Linked DNA regions of Homo sapiens: region 2 is linked to region 1. A link is a loop called in an ENCODE intact Hi-C map of the cell type or tissue named here. Cell type or tissue: PC-3. All regions are shown on one strand. Region 1 overlaps PDE11A (phosphodiesterase 11A). Region 2 holds the start of PDE11A (phosphodiesterase 11A).

What was found. Peaks named below come from ENCODE experiments on the same cell type or tissue, not always from the same donor. Only the 100,000 strongest peaks of a DNase experiment are listed, where the experiment ranks them.
Region 2: a loop joins it to region 1, with 3 times the contacts of the local background. A loop is called at or near these places in 9 of 110 quality-filtered maps.

The regions. Positions count from the first base shown.
Region 1 is chr2:177,979,071-177,987,070 of GRCh38, reverse strand. All of the region lies in intron 2 of PDE11A (phosphodiesterase 11A), which reads left to right. Among named protein-coding and RNA genes, the nearest start is that of PDE11A, 90 kb to the left of the region's middle. In PC-3, a CTCF peak has its summit at 3,689 (motif pointing left); a DNase peak (open chromatin) is centred at 3,690; H3K27me3 peaks cover 2,091 bases.
Region 2 is chr2:178,068,089-178,076,088 of GRCh38, reverse strand. PDE11A (phosphodiesterase 11A) reads left to right here and starts at 3,312. Exons shown (of 20, transcript NM_016953.4): 1 at 3,312-4,563. The coding sequence starts at 3,652. In PC-3, no CTCF peak of the experiment used is centred here; a DNase peak (open chromatin) is centred at 3,298; H3K4me3 peaks cover 1,374 bases; H3K27me3 peaks cover 309 bases.

The sequences.
Region 1 (8,000 bases):
ATATCAATTGGTTAATCTATTTCTGTTTGTGAAAACACATTGAAGGATGTAGTTGCAGAAAGTTTGCTGAGAAATACTGGACACTAAGTATTATATTTAGTCTTCAAAGTTAACATTTTATGGTAGCTTTTATGTATGGCTGAACACCATTCTAAGCACTCTACATGCACTATATCATTTAATCTTCATCATCTAGTGAGATATATACCATTATTATCCCCATTCTTTTTTTTTTTTTTTGAGATGGAGTCTCACTCTGTTGCCTAGGCTGGAGTGCAGTGACACGATCTCAGCTCACTACAACCTCTGCCTCCCGTGTTCAAGCGATTCTCCTGCCTCAGCCTCCTGAGTAGCTGGGATTACAGGTGCCCGCCACCACGCCCAGCTAATTTTTCGTATTTTTAGTAGAGACAGGGTTTCAGCATGTTGGGCAGGCTGGTCTCAAACTCTTGACCTCGTGATCCTCCCACCTCGGCCTCCCAAAGTGCTGGGATTGCAGGCGTGAGCCACTGTGCCTGGCCCCATTATCCCCATTCTTAAGAAGACAAAATCAAGGACCAGAGGGTAAAACGCATGAGTAGTAAGTGGTGGAATATGGACTGGAACCAGCTCCTTAATCACTATGGATATTGTGTCTAAGAGGAAGAACATAGAACATTCATGAAACATGTTCATAGTGGGTAGAGCAGGCACACAGAGACTGTGAAAAGGCTTTGACCCTGCTGCTAGAGATGCTTCTGTTTGTCCTCGGCTTCTCTAGTTTCATGGCTCCTGAAGGCTGACTCTGTGCCAGGAGAGAAGACAAAGCTGAGAATGGGGAAGGGATTCAAGGATGGATTAGCCTGGTGTTAGGATCTGGAATCCCCACTTTCCTGAAGGTCTCCAGGTGGAAGATGATAACAGGTGTGTTTTACCTGTGTGTTCCCCCGATCCTACAGGGTCATGGTAATTTAGTGCTATCACTATTCTTTGCAGTGTTTGTAGTTGCATACAACAGGGTGGGGTTAATCTTACTCTACTTTTGGACAAAAAAGGACTCAGAAAGTGAGCAAAAGGATCCTTTTTGCCTTGTTTCCTTGCTGCTTGAAATAGTTTGATAGCTTCCTATTTGAGAGAACTTGTTCTAGATAAAAGGGTTTTGGTTAAAGATCACTTTGGCTTATGTTTTTTAGGGCAATTCCACCCTTCTGCAACATAATGTGTAAGCTTTAAAGAAGCAAATGCAAGCACTTGCGCATTGTTCTGCTCTTCACATAGCAATTTATAAAACTCTTGCAATCCCACTTTTTGTCTTTGTACTGTATCAATTCTTAAAACTTTAAAGTTCAACAATAGAAATCCTCTTATTTTACAGATTAAGAGACTGAGGCAGATAGAAAAGACTTGTTCAGTGAGATACACAGTGCAAAGTTTGGATGAAAATAGTGTTTCTTAACGTTGAGTTCAGAATTCTTGCATTGCCTCCATGCCACTGATTAAAGAATTAATGAATTTCTCTAAATATAGAGGCTGAATGCCCAAAATGCCATTGCAAGTGAGAAGAGAATATTATCCCTTACTGATTTTTTTTTGTTTCAATGAGTCCCCTGAAGATGAGAGGAACCTCTGTTATGCCTGTGTTCCTTGCCTTGTGTAATTTTAGTTCAAATCACAGCAACGCACAGATTAAATGAAATAGCTGGAGGTAAATTGTGTCAATCCTTCAATGAGGTATAGTAATATTAAAATTCAGAACTCTAAATGATCACTTTTCAAGAAAGCTTTACTATGTATCTACATTATTAATTTCAGTTACCAACTCTATTTGACATGTAGACATTTTAGTAGAGTTGTTGAAGAAAAAAAAGCACTATATTAACTATAATCACCTGAAGTGATAATAGTCACAGCACAGTGACTGTCAGAAGCAATTGAAGACCATTACTGGAAAAATCAAATATGCACCTGATTTCAATTATATCAAATGCCAATTGATTTATTTGTTCATTAGAGCAACTGGTTGGAGATAGCTGAGAGAAGTTGGAAGGTTCTCAGTAAGAGTTTTTGAATTTCTACTTTATGAACTGCTGGGTGGTATAATAACAACTACATAGAGACACAGAATGTCTAGGCAACTTGCCAAAGACCATAAAGCCAGTCAGCTTTGGAGCTGGGTAGACCTCAGGCACTGTGGCTGTTAACCACCATGCTTCAATCTCTGCTCTACAAGGCGAGCTGGGAGCTTTGGTAGAAGGTATTCTTGAATTCAAAACTTAGCTCTGCTACTTAGTAGTGTGTAGTAGTACTTGGCAAATTAACTTATACCTCTGTTTTCTCTTTATTAATAGAGAGAGCATTAGTCCTAATCTCATGGGGGTTTTTTGGTGAAGTTTATGTATATAATGCTATCTACTGTACTTATCACAATATCTGGCATCTAATGAGAACTTAACATGTGTAGCTTTTATTTTATTAATATGATTTTTATAACCATGGAGGAGTTAAAAATTAGCAGATACATTATATATCCCAAGGAGCTCTTGATTTAATTGGGAACTGAAACATACAATTAGGTGCAAATTTATCAAGAATAAAAACATAAAGAATACAATCCTATAATTTGAAAATGCTCCAAGGAGGCACAGATATAACCTATGTTTTCTTTCTTTCTGGAGTTGTTTTCACTCAGTTAAAAGTATATGTATGCCATTCACCCCTATCTTCAGCAATATGGTATGGTATCATGAGAAAGGTATTCATTCTATATTTTTAATATATAGTCTAAGTTTTCCCTTACCCTGTTGCTACAATCTGTTTACAAGAGCAAGCAATTTCATGCAGTTTGCTATGCATCACTTTTAGCTCTTTCCTTAGGCACCAGTCTAAAATCAGGGTAGCAGTAAGCCACTTTCAAATTATAGTGGTCTTTTCCATTCATGTCTACGTTTCAAATTTTTATATAAACCACTTCGCTTCCCAAGCTGTCCAACAATTGCACAGCAAGAGATAATCGTTTTGGTATTGATTGATAGCTGCTAAGTAGAAAAAATTTCATAGAAGGAAATACGAGCACCAGTGCATTAAAGAGAAGGTATATTGCTAATTTGTTTTATTAATTGGTGCTACTTTGGGAGTCGGTTTTGTCATGCACTTCTGATAAGAGCTTCCAATCACCTTCAGAACTCTTCATCTAGAAGGTCACTTTTCTAAGCTGTCAAAGTCAGTTGCCTTGCTTAGTTGACTGAAACAATCAGATTACACAGACTTGCTGACTAAACTTGTTTATGTTATGGCTATATCTAGTGAACTAATAATTCTTAGTTTTCTGGCTATCTTGCAGTTCAATGATAAATTCATCAGTGCCATGTATTTCAAAATAAAAAATATTAAGAAACCCAGAACATACAAAAAAGTTTCCTTTAGTCCACCAAATAGCAAAACTCTCATGCATTTATGTTTGTTTGTTTGTTTGTTTTTTAAGTAATTAATTTATCACAGTAAGTGGCTTCTTAGGTTTGGTAGATGGCCTAGAGTGTGGTTTTGATTATAGCTGCTTTATTTTCATTTATGTAATCTTTATTCATCTTTATTCTGCATTGCAGCCTCAGACTTTTCCAGTTTTCTCAAAGCTACTTGGACTGGCTCACTTTTTAGAGTAGATGTTGATTAAAAGGTGCATCAGTAGCCCATTGCTTATAGTGCCACCGTGTGGCCTTCATCCATCACTGCTGCCCACTTAACAAACACAGCAGGTCCTCAATGGGGCTGAATCTAAAATTAAGTTTCTTTAAGAAGTGCATCCCTAGCACGTGTAATTATTTGTTTTTAATCACTATTTTAGAAAACCAAGGTAAAGACAAATTACAAAGTGAGAAATGACTATTATTGAGGACAAATTAGAAATAAATTTCTAAATTTAGAAATAAATCTCTAAATTACTTAATACTGTCAAAGGGAAAATATGTTTGCTTTATGAAGTCTGGATTTATAGTTAAATTTTTCATGATTTTTTTCTTGAGACAGGGTCTCACTCTGTCACCCATGCTGGAGTGTAATGGCGCGATCTCAGGTCACTGCAAATTCCCCCAGGTTCAAGTGATTCTTGTGCCTCAGCCACCCAAGTAACTGGGATTACCGGTGTGTGCCACCCCGTCTGGCTAATTTTTGTATTTTTAGTAGAGATGGGGTTTTACTATGTTGACAAGGCTGGTCTCGAACTCCTGGCCTCAAGTGATCCATCTGCCCACCTTGGCCTCCCAAAGTACTGGAATTACAGGTGTGAGCTACCATGCCTGGCCTTATTTTTATAGTGTAACAAGAGGCTGGTGTACATTTGAATTCTTTTTTTTGGCTATCAAGAAATTACATTTTGCTAGCAGTTTTTAGAAGGCAAGAAATTAGGTGCCTTAAATATCATCTTGTTAAATTGTGAAATATTTAATCTGTTCCTCCTCATTTTGATTCTTCTTCTCCCTTCACATTGGCATATGAATCTTTTTTCTCTGCCACATGGTTCTGTCATAGGAGGTCATTAAGGCATTTGAATGAATCAACATAGCCCTAAAAACCCCCACCAAGGTGTCGTATCCCCTACTGGCCTGCATTCTGTCCCCAGAGAGTCCTATTTTTATTTCCTTTGCTAACTAATTTGAAGTCTTTTTTTAGGTTGTACCCATGATTGCAATGTTAGAATATTAAGCCTTCATAGCATGTTGCAGTTTGGGGCAAAAATATATATCATTTTGTAAAACATATGAAGAAATAGAAATTAATGTGTAGTGTTTGGGCATTAAGTTCCATGATGAGAGTGGAGTTACAATCAGGGTTATGGCAGAGAAAACTGGCCAAAAAAAATAACAAAAGCTTATATTACTCACTCAAGACATTTAAGGAGAAAAAAAGAAATTAGCTGAAAAGGATTCATTTTGATTAGTAAGTATGTAATTTATATTCATTGAAGTTCCATTAAAGAGCCGTTCTCTTCCATTCGTGATTAGTACAATTGAAGTTGTTAGACGATTAGCACACCATTCAAAGTAAGGATACATGCCCTTTCTCTGTGTAGTATATACTTTTGCAGGCCCAGTCGCAAAGGCCTGTGCCAGTTTTCTTTGCCTCAAGACCAGGAATCTATAGAATGGCAAAGGAGTCAATATCCTGCCTTTCCGGATTCAGCTAAGCGCAGGAAGGATACTCATTAAGTTCATACCTATGTCATTCCATTGAAAAGACTGAGTACTCCTTCCTTTAAAAAGAAAAGAAACAGAAAATGAATCACTAGAGAATGATATTCTACAATTTTGAAGTACTTCATGTACTAATGTATCTCCTGCAGAATATTTCTAGCAAGATAATTTCATAAATAATTGTTATAGGGTGAGTTGTGTTCTTCCCACACCCCTGCAAAAGATAAGTTGAAGTACTAACCCCAGTTCCTCAGAATGTGATTTTATTTGGAAAGAGGGTCTTTACAGAGGTAATCAAGTCAAAATGAGTTCATTAGGGTAGACCCTAATCCAATATGACTGGTGTCCTTTAAAAAGAGTCAATTTGGACAGAGAGAGACCAATATCCACAGAAGGGAAGACTCTGTGAAGAGATACAGGGAGAATGCCATGTGAAGACTGGAGTTATGCTGCCATAAACCAAAAAATGCCTGGGGATACCAGAACCTGAAGACAGCAAGGAAAGATCTTTCCTTTACAGTCTCAAAGGGAGCAGGACCCTTCTGACACCTTGATTTTAGACTTCTAGCCTCCAGAACTGTGAGACAATACATTTCAGTCGTTCTAAGCCACCTAATTTGTGGTACTTTGTTATAGCAGCCCTAGGAAACTAATACAGTAAATATTGAGCTAGTACTTTCTGCCATGCCCTTTGATGAGCACTTGACAAAAATTGTCTTATTTACATCTAGGACCAATCTCAGGAAGGCTATTATTATCTTCCCAAGATACTAACAAGTCAAGATAACTAGCTTACTGGAGGTTAAGTGATTTGCCCAAGATCACACAGCTATTAAGTGAAGGAGCTGGGATTTTAACTGAGATTGGTTTAACTCTACCTTCTGCTGTGTGTGTGTGTGTGTGTGTGTGTGTGTGTGTGTGTGTGTGTGTATCTAGTTCTCACTGGTTTAAGGTCGTAGCCACTTTCACACCACCCTCATGTCTCATTGAGAACCACCCACCTCTATTTAAAGAATTGCTCTTGAAATTCACTGACAACCCCACCTTTCATGTTCAAGGGCACAAGTAAGACTCTTCATTTCTCTGACAATAAAAGGTTGGTAATATTCTCTTGACTCTTTGTAATTCGAAATTTTTATAGCCTTATTGGCCTTTTCGCCCACGCCTCTCAAATTATTTCTGCTTTTTTCCATCACCCAAATTGTTGTAGTTTAATATGTGCAACAGAGTGAAAAATCTGCATGGAGTCAATTTTCTGCTTCAAAAGAATTTCTTTTAAAAAATCCAACCAATGTCTTCATAAAAAACTAAATAAATCTGCATTGAATTGTGTAGATGTCAGAGACACTGAACCTGGGCTAAAACTTAGAACCCAAAATTGTATCAGTGAGAATAACCCAATCATTCTGAGAACAGCTGTCTTCCAAAGGTCAAAGTAAGTGCCGTATTTTTACTAATACTTATGTCTATGTTACAGTTTGACTCCATTCACTGATCAAAAATCCAAACCAAGAAAAAAGTTTAATTTATAACAATGCCACAGGTTGATGCAGTTAAAAAAGAATTACGGTTAGACCAATAGTTACACAATACAGACAGTTGATTGGACATTAGTCATAGGATATAAAAGCTAAAACTATCAAATTAGATTTCTATTAACTCATCAGAGATAGAATTGGGAATATCGGGATAGACTTGATTTATAATGCCTAAAATTTCTCCTTAGCTGGTATTCTTCGTTTTTTTTTTAGGATGTCACTTTCTACTTATTGGTCTACCTTAAAGCAGTAGGTTTGAAACTTTTTTGACTGTGACCCATAGTCATGGCAGTCAGGGGAGGAGTTTCAAGAAGGAGGGCTATCAGCACTGTCAACTGCTTCAGAGAGATTAAAAGGATGATTAAGATAATCTTGATATTTGGGGATCATTATTTATTGAAACAAATGTTCTTACTATTGTTTGATGTTTTCACTATTGTTTGATAAAAATGATCATCTGCCGGGCGCGGTGGCTCACGCTTGTAATCCCAGCACTTTGAGAGGCTGAGGCAGGCGGATCATGAGGTCAGGAGATCGAGACCATCCTGGCTAACATGGTGAAACCCCGTCTCTACTAAAAATACAAAAAATGAGCCGGGCGTGGTGGCAGGCGCCTGTAGTCCCAGCTACGCGGGAGGCTGAGGCAGGAAAATGTCATGAACCCGGGAAGCAGAGCTTGCAGTGAGCTGAGATTGCGCCACTGCACTCCAGGCTGGGCGACAGAGTGAGACTCTGTCTCAAAAAAAAAAAAAAAAAGATCATCTGAGGATATCCATTCACACTTGAGTAATAAAGCTGTCAGAGAGATGCAAGTCCCTGGATTCCACAGAATTGAGACGCTGCATACCAGGAAAACCCTACCTCTTTGTAGGTGTTCCATGTTTCAAAAACATTGCTATATAGACAAACCACCAAGGCCTTAGGCAACTCACAAGACAGCATTTATGCATCCTGAACCTTGAGTTGGCTATCTCATAACAATATAAAAATAATTACCAACCATGTAAGCCATATTTCATTTTCTTTTTCTTTTTATATTGGTCACCCCCAACACATTGTTTATAAAGTAGGAAGAAGTCACTAGTTTTATATGTCAACCTAAAATAACAGCAGAGACAGACTTTCCAAAAAGAAGTTTATTCAGGAATAGCAAGGGATTGCAATCTGGGACATATGCATGCTATGGTGAACCATAGACACATCCAAAGGGGTTGGGGAAAGGGGGAAGCTTTTAAAGATAAAAAGGAGAAATTCATGTAAGCCATTTTCTTTCTTTTTTTTTTTTTTTTTATTATAC
Region 2 (8,000 bases), 89 kb before region 1:
GCACAGTATCTTCACAATATCACACCTTTTCTGGTATGATAGTTTGTGCCTGAGGGGGCTTTATAGACTGCAAATGTTGTCATGGAGTGTATTATAGATAGTTTCGATGGAATTAGCAGATAAGCAGAAGAGGTCAGAATTACACAGAAAATTATATGGAGCTATATTTCCTAAAGGGAAATATATTTTTATTTTCTTTACCAAAGGAACCCCTTCAAGGTTCCATATTGGCCATTCTTTCCTAGTGGGACCTCTTCCATTATTTCCTAAGGGGACCTCTTCAAGTTTCCATATAGGGCCAAGAATCATCCTTTCACCCTTTCAGATCTTATACAGATCCTGCTTTGTCCCCTCCTACTCTTTGCCCAGTGAGGATGAGGTATCAACAGGCTTCAATACCTTCTAGCTTGTATCTGGTTGCTGATAGAAGGGAGGGAAAAGAATAAGTTCCAGCTATTATTAATATTTACTCCTAATATCCCTCCTTTGAGGTTAGCTTGAGCTGTTGATGTCTTTTTTTTTTTTTTTTTTTTTTTTGAGACAGAGTCTCACTCTGTTGCCCAGGCTGGAGTGCAGTGGTGCGATCTCAGCTCACTGCAACCTCTGCTTCCCAGGTTCAAGGGATTCTCCTGCTTCAGCCTCCTGAGTAGCTGGGATTACAGGTGCATGCCACCATTCCAGGCTAATTTTTGTATTTTTAGTAGAGATGGGGTTTCGCCATATTGGGCAGGCTGGTCTCGATTCTTGACCCCAAGTGATCTGCCTGCCTCATCCTCCCAAAGTGCTGGGATGACAGGCATGAGCCACCATGCTTGGCCTGTTGATGCCTTTTGATGGGCTGTCATTGCTCCCCTCAAGGCAGAAGTCACTATCCAATCTTCTTTCCTTCCAAGTCCTAGTAACTTTTTCCTCCTCTTCCCCTCATGTCTAGGGGTGGTAACTTCTCTACCGCTATGAGTCCCAGGTTTCTTCACTGTTTCTGTCATTTACCTATATTCCACCTTTGTAATTTGTTCCTTTGTAAATTAACCTTCTTGGAATTTAATTTGAGTGTGCTCTGTTTCCTGTTGGGACTATGACTAATACACATACCATTCTGCAGATTGAGAGTGAAGATAAATGGCAATGTGGCCACACCAACACACATCTTATTATCAGCCCTCCATTACAGCCCTCTGGACTATCTTATGTGTGCTTTCTGTCACTTTCTCATTTTCTTCCCCAACCATTAACTCCTTTAGTGACCTCACACACCAAGCAGGGAACATGGCTACAGCCGATTCAAAACGCAGCTCGAAATGTTGCATTCAGTTTTTCGGATTTCTCTTCTATTGCTTTCCCCATCCTTCCCAGTATTCTTCTCCACTCTCACTTCTCTTGGTGCTGTAGACGGAGATCTTTAGTCAAAAGCACAGCTTTTGTCTTGGTCTTCTTTTGTCCCCAGAGCCTGGAACATGATAAATGCCAAACAACTGCTTGTATAATGAATACATGGAAGATGGAATTAAGGAAGTGTCTTTATTAAACTTTCTGTTTCTAGGAAGCCCAGGGTTGGTCTACTTCTCTCACTTCCCTGAGAAGCTCATTGCTTCATTTTCATCAGATCTCTACTCAGTGCTTTTCTTGTCTCCGTGCACAACACTGCTGCTGTATTATCACCAGTCTCAGGGTAGTAAATGTTTTTTGTTCTTATCTTGTAACAGCTTTATTGAAATATAACTTACATACCATACGATTCATTCAATTAAATGTACAATTCAATGAATTTCAGCATATTCAGATTGTGCAACTATCACCACAATCAATTTAGAACATTTTTATTACCCCCCACACCCCCCAAAAAACTCATACACATTAGCGTCACCCACTTCCTCTCCATCTAGAAAGTAATCTACTTTCTGTCTGTATGGATTTGCCTATTCTGGACATTTCTTACAAATGAAATTTTACACTATGTGGTCATTTGTGAGTGGCTTCTTTCATTTTGCATGATGTTTTTAAGCTTCATTCGAGTACTAGCACGTGTCAGTGCTTTATTCCATTTTATGATTGAATAATATTCCATTGTATGGAGTTATCACATTTTATTTGTCTGTTCCTCAGCTGATGGACATTTGGATTATTTCCACTGCATATCCGTAAATGTTTAACAATTAGCAGTCCATTAAAAAAAAAAAAACCCTGACACATAACATTTGCTGATTTCCATGGTGTAAACATTCCCGTTGTGACTGATTGCAAACTCCATGATGTGACTGAATACAGAATTGGAAAGAGATTTTAAAATAGGCACTTGTGAGTCCTTACAAGCCAGTTTCAACATATCACTAACCATCTTTACTGATAGATCACTCAAGTGACCAGAGACATAGCTACATTCAGTAAAGTTTCCATACATCGTCACCTTAGAATAATAATAATAACAAAAGTAATACAACAGCTAACATTTACTGAGCACTTTTTATGTGCCAGGCACTATGCTAAACGTTGTTTTTTTTCTTTTTAAATCTTGATCACCACTCACCTTCTTGGAAACCAGCAGCTCCAAATTACCAGGATTCTATGCTTGGTTTACTGTCTCCTAGCTGGTCTCCCTGCTGTTAATTAAATACTCCAGACTCTTCAGCACTTACTTCCTCTACCTGGTAAACTCTTTTTCTGTACTGTGTTTTACACCCTTTCTCTGTGTAATCTGTCTCTGCCCCAGGTACATGAATTTGGTTAAAGTCATGAATTGCTCACATCGGAAACTTTATTTGCTATTTTCGGGGAAATGCCATTCCATTAATATTTACTGAGCACCCACAAGGCGCTGGGCAGTGTTAGTGAGCAAGTCCCAGGAATCCTGGGAACCAACAATCCACAGTCACATCCCAGAAAAATAACCCTGCCTGTCTCTGAGGGTGAACGACACTCTCGATTCCTCGGAGTCCGCTTCTGTGTTCAGATCCCTGCAAAACATCAACACTTGTATCTCGGACTCCCACTGGGCTCCCGCTGGGCCTCCTCGAAACGCTAACGGATTAAGGGGCGCGGTGAGTAGGGAGGGTTGGGGAGGTAAGGGAGCAAGAAGCGGGGAAGGAACAAGGTGCGTTTCCCTCTTCTAATCGTGTTCCAATCAGGAGTCCTGTACCCAGGCGCCGATTCCGGCCGTCCAGAGACTCTTCCAGGAACCGCCTGGCAGCCTGGGCCGTGGACTTTGGCTGGTCTGGCGTCCGCGGCTCCCTCCTCTTCTCTCCTCCCTCCAGGCTCCGTGCCTCACTCAGGGGCGTGTCCTGCCCTACCTCCCTGTCACAGCGGTCCACTCATCCGGTTACAGCAGCAGTTCCAGCAGCAGCGGCGGCAGCCAGAACAGGAGCAGCGATAGCTCGGGTTTCCGGAACAGGAGCCGGGGCAGCGGCGGCAGCTCAGTGCTGGGCACCTGTGCGGAGCAGGAGTAGCAGGACCACGGGGTGGGGTCGGCGCCAGCCACTCTGAGCCAGAGAAGGAAGGGGCATCTCCCAGATTCCACTGCTGGGAATAATCTCCAGGGGAGGTGGCGCTGAACTGGGAATACTGGTGGGGGTGAACATGTGCAGGAACAGCTAGAGGCCTCGGGGCAGGAAAACATTTGGTTCACGTGTAAACAGGCAAGGAAAGCTGTCTGGGACCATGGCAGCCTCCCGCCTGGACTTTGGGGAGGTGGAAACTTTCCTGGACAGGCACCCAGAGTTGTTTGAAGATTACTTGATGCGGAAGGGGAAGCAGGAGATGGTTGAAAAGTGGCTGCAGAGGCACAGTCAGGGTCAGGGGGCTTTAGGTCCAAGGCCCTCTTTGGCTGGTACCAGCAGCTTGGCTCACAGCACCTGCAGAGGTGGCAGCAGCGTTGGTGGTGGCACTGGACCAAATGGCTCTGCCCACAGCCAGCCCCTTCCCGGTGGCGGGGACTGTGGTGGGGTTCCCTTGAGTCCCAGCTGGGCCGGTGGCAGCAGGGGCGATGGGAACCTGCAGCGGAGAGCTTCTCAGAAAGAGCTAAGGAAGAGTTTTGCCCGCTCCAAGGCCATCCACGTGAACAGGACCTACGATGAACAGGTGACCTCCCGGGCTCAGGAACCCCTGAGTAGTGTACGACGGAGGGCACTTCTCCGGAAGGCAAGCTCCCTGCCCCCCACCACAGCCCATATTCTCAGTGCGCTGCTGGAATCGAGAGTGAATCTGCCTCGGTATCCCCCTACAGCCATCGACTACAAGTGCCATCTGAAAAAGCATAATGAGCGTCAGTTCTTTCTGGAATTGGTCAAAGATATCTCCAATGACCTTGACCTCACCAGCCTGAGCTACAAGATTCTCATCTTTGTCTGCCTTATGGTGGATGCTGACCGCTGCTCTCTTTTCCTGGTGGAAGGGGCAGCTGCTGGCAAGAAGACCTTGGTCTCCAAATTCTTTGATGTGCATGCAGGAACACCTCTGCTGCCTTGCAGCAGCACAGAGAACTCAAATGAGGTGCAGGTCCCCTGGGGCAAAGGTATCATTGGCTATGTCGGGGAGCATGGAGAAACGGTCAACATTCCTGATGCCTACCAGGTAGGACTTTGCATTGTCCCCTTCTCCCAGAGCCCCATTGGCTTGGGAGATAAGCCTTCGGTTATCATCTGGCATCCAGGAACACATTAATTTAGGCTCTTTACAATACAAATTTTGCTATTTAAATTCCCGAGTTTAGACTAGTTAGAATGTTACTACGGCATCTTTGATGTGTTGGTCCTTTCTTAACACCCAATGGCTTGTGGGAAGTTAATATATCACCCAATAACACCACGTATTTCTCTGTCAAGACACTTTGTCTTTAACACTGACACTTTGGCTGGTCTGGCATCCACAGCTCCCTCCTCCTCTCTTTAATATGTCAATGTGTGGTTTTAGTATGTGTTTGTGAGTTGCTAGAAAAAGATGTGTGCTCCAGAATTCCGGTGTTAAGATGAGCATTTTGGTGTCTTTGGTGTCTTTTGGGGACCATAATGCTTCATTCTCTAAGTCAATATTGGAAAGAGAACAAAGTGCTTAACTACTTCCCTGTTCCCTTCTCTAGATTAGAGTTGCACAAGTGGTAAGCTAGGGAAAAGAGGAAAAGAAGAGGAATGTCAGGGGAAAAATGGTCCTGTGACTCACTTGTGCCTTCTTAGTATCGTAACTGTTTCTGTTATTAAGATTAGAAAGATTGGACAGATAGAGGGGCTAGTTATCTTTAGGCTCAAATATAGCATTATCTGTAGTCAGCTTTGATAGGACTGAGCAAGTAGGTTTTTAATTTATGAAACAAACAACAAATATTGATAATTTTTTAGCAACTCCAAAGCCATCAGCAGGGTAAACATGTTAGTTTCAAGTGGAAAAGGAAACCCAACATGCTCTCATCTGGGTTTTCTGAGCCTTTCATTTTCACAGCATTTTGAACTTGATATTAGATGCTGGATCTGAAACCAGTCCATTCTAATTTCTTCAGTACTTATTCACTGAATATGATGAGACTTGATGTTATTTTCTATGAGACTTCTTCAGGGTTCATAAGAATTAAAAATTCTCATCCTTGGTTAGGAAAGTTTTATAGTCATCTGGTAAGTACTTCTTCCAGTGGTCTCAGGGAGCTACATGTTTCTCTAGAGTTTAGTTGCTGTTGCTGAGAATAGCAAAAAGAGTGGGAAGGACACTAAAGGTAAAATTTTATCTATTTCATCTGAAAGTTGACAATTTTACATAGAAAATTGACTAGCTTGTACTAAAGCCAAGTTTCATATTTTTGTGAGATATCTGCCAACCTAACACTTTAATATTAAAGGATGTTTCTCAAAATACCATTTTTGTTAACTTTTTATTATAGACTAAGTGCATTATTCATTGTATCTTTCTTGGAAACTTTAAAAGGTGTAGGTGAAGCAACAATGAGTGGTTTTCAACAAGTGTTTATTCCTCTACAATCCTAGAAAGCTATGAGAAGAAATATAAGCATTTAATAATTCATATGTTGAAGATTCTATAAAAATTTTGTCACAAATTATTATTTCTAGAGAAATAAAACAATCACACATTTTCTTCTTTCCAATTTTTTTTTCCCACATCCTTTTTGTATGCTTGGGCTAAAGAAAAATCCCTTCCTAGTTCAATGATACTTATTCCAGCCTAGGGTTGCAGCCTTTTCTCTTTATTGCCCTTACTTTTGAACTTCATCCCCAATTGATTTTCTCCCATTTCTATAGCTTTTATTTCTTACCGTCCTCTTTCAGGCCCTAACCTTTATTTCATACTGTCCTTTCTTTAAGAGCATAATTCTTAGCCTCTTCAACAGTTAACTTGTCTTGCTGCTGTCTAGAATTGTGGCTGTAGGTGTCATCACAGGCAGGGGAAAGCAGGTTTTCAGCAGCTGATGCTTCCTGTGGGCTCTACCCTTACTCTGCAGAGTGTAAAGCAAAGTTGCCTTTTAATATTTTTGGAAGCTGACATTGGGAAAGAGGAGTTTTTTTTTTTCCCTTTTCCCCCCAGAGTAGTAATGATGGCCACAAAAGGGGACTGGGTTGTTGGGAGGACTGGCAAAAGGCAGGTAGGGGAAACGTGCTGTATGGGTTGGGAATTTACCCTTGGTTTACCTTGTTTTCATTTGGTTAGAAAGTTTCTCTTTTCTTTTTCCATTGGCTTCTTTTATGTATCTCTGTATTTTTAACTTGGTGTAGTTTTCTTCATTTTACTTATGCTACTCTTCTTTGATAAAGCTACTTTTTTTTCTTTATTATGGGACGCTACAGTCACCAATGGTGTGACCTTGGAGAATTTCTTAATCTCTCACAGCCTCAATTTCCTCACCCATAAAATGGGGACAATAATACCTACCTAGCAAAGATTATTTTTGTTTATCTCAATAAAATGAGATATTGTGTCAAAGCCCCTAAAATAATATCTGGTACATTGCAATTACCCAGGAAATGGTTACAGTTTATGAAGATAATGATGATACCTAGTTTGCTGATATTCTTTTTCTTTCTGTTTACCTTATTTTATATTGTTTTTCTCCTTATCTGGAACTGAGATGTGAAGTCAGCACATTTTGACCAGCCTAATCTTTTCCATGCTCCACCCTTAAATTAAGTATTTTGAAACCAGGTTTACATTCAAGGAACATGAAAATATCTATCCTTCCATTCTCTACTTAAAATGTCCCTAAATGTGGTTTGGTAACACTATATCCTAGCCTATCAAAAGTTCTATACTTTGTTCCTGTTAGTAAGACATGCAGTATAAACTTTTTATAGGGTTGTTGTAGGGAAGGATGTTGCATCCTTCCCCAGTTCTAGCATTTTCCTCCATCCTTTGCATTTCCTGGTGTTACAGATTTCTCTTAATGAAAACCGACAACCTTCCAAATACATGTTCTTTTGTGATGATGTTTTAATTTGTACCATATATGCAAGCATCTTGAAGTTTCTATGTAAATATGTAACCATCCTTCCTGATTCTTTGTTAACTACTATATTTTTAAGGTGTTTCTTGCTCAGCTTCAGACAGTGTATTTTTTCTTCAGGAGGTAAGGTTTTTTTTTTATCACACAGAATTTCCAAATTTAATCATTTAATAATTATATTGATGATACTCTTGGGGGTTCCTAATATGGGCAAGAGAAAGGCATTGAAGAGACAAAATTATGATGATAAGCGTGGCATTCTGGAGTCAAGGGTAGAATATTTAATGAAATGCTAAAATTGAATAGAAGTTCTGACAGCCCAAAACCCCTCAGTTTATTTCATTATTTTGCATTACTTTCCTCAATTAGTCCTAAAAGACAGACTTGAAATTAGGAAAAAAATAAATCGTAAATGGAAAAAAAAAAAACATTCATTTTTAGGTATCCAGTCCAGATCATAGTGACTGCAGTATACCTTTCCCCAGATAGTTATAAGTTATTTAACAGTCCACTTTAATATAGTAATGAAAAAATTGCCCTCAAGAGGTTGAAAATAAGAGCATTCAAGTAA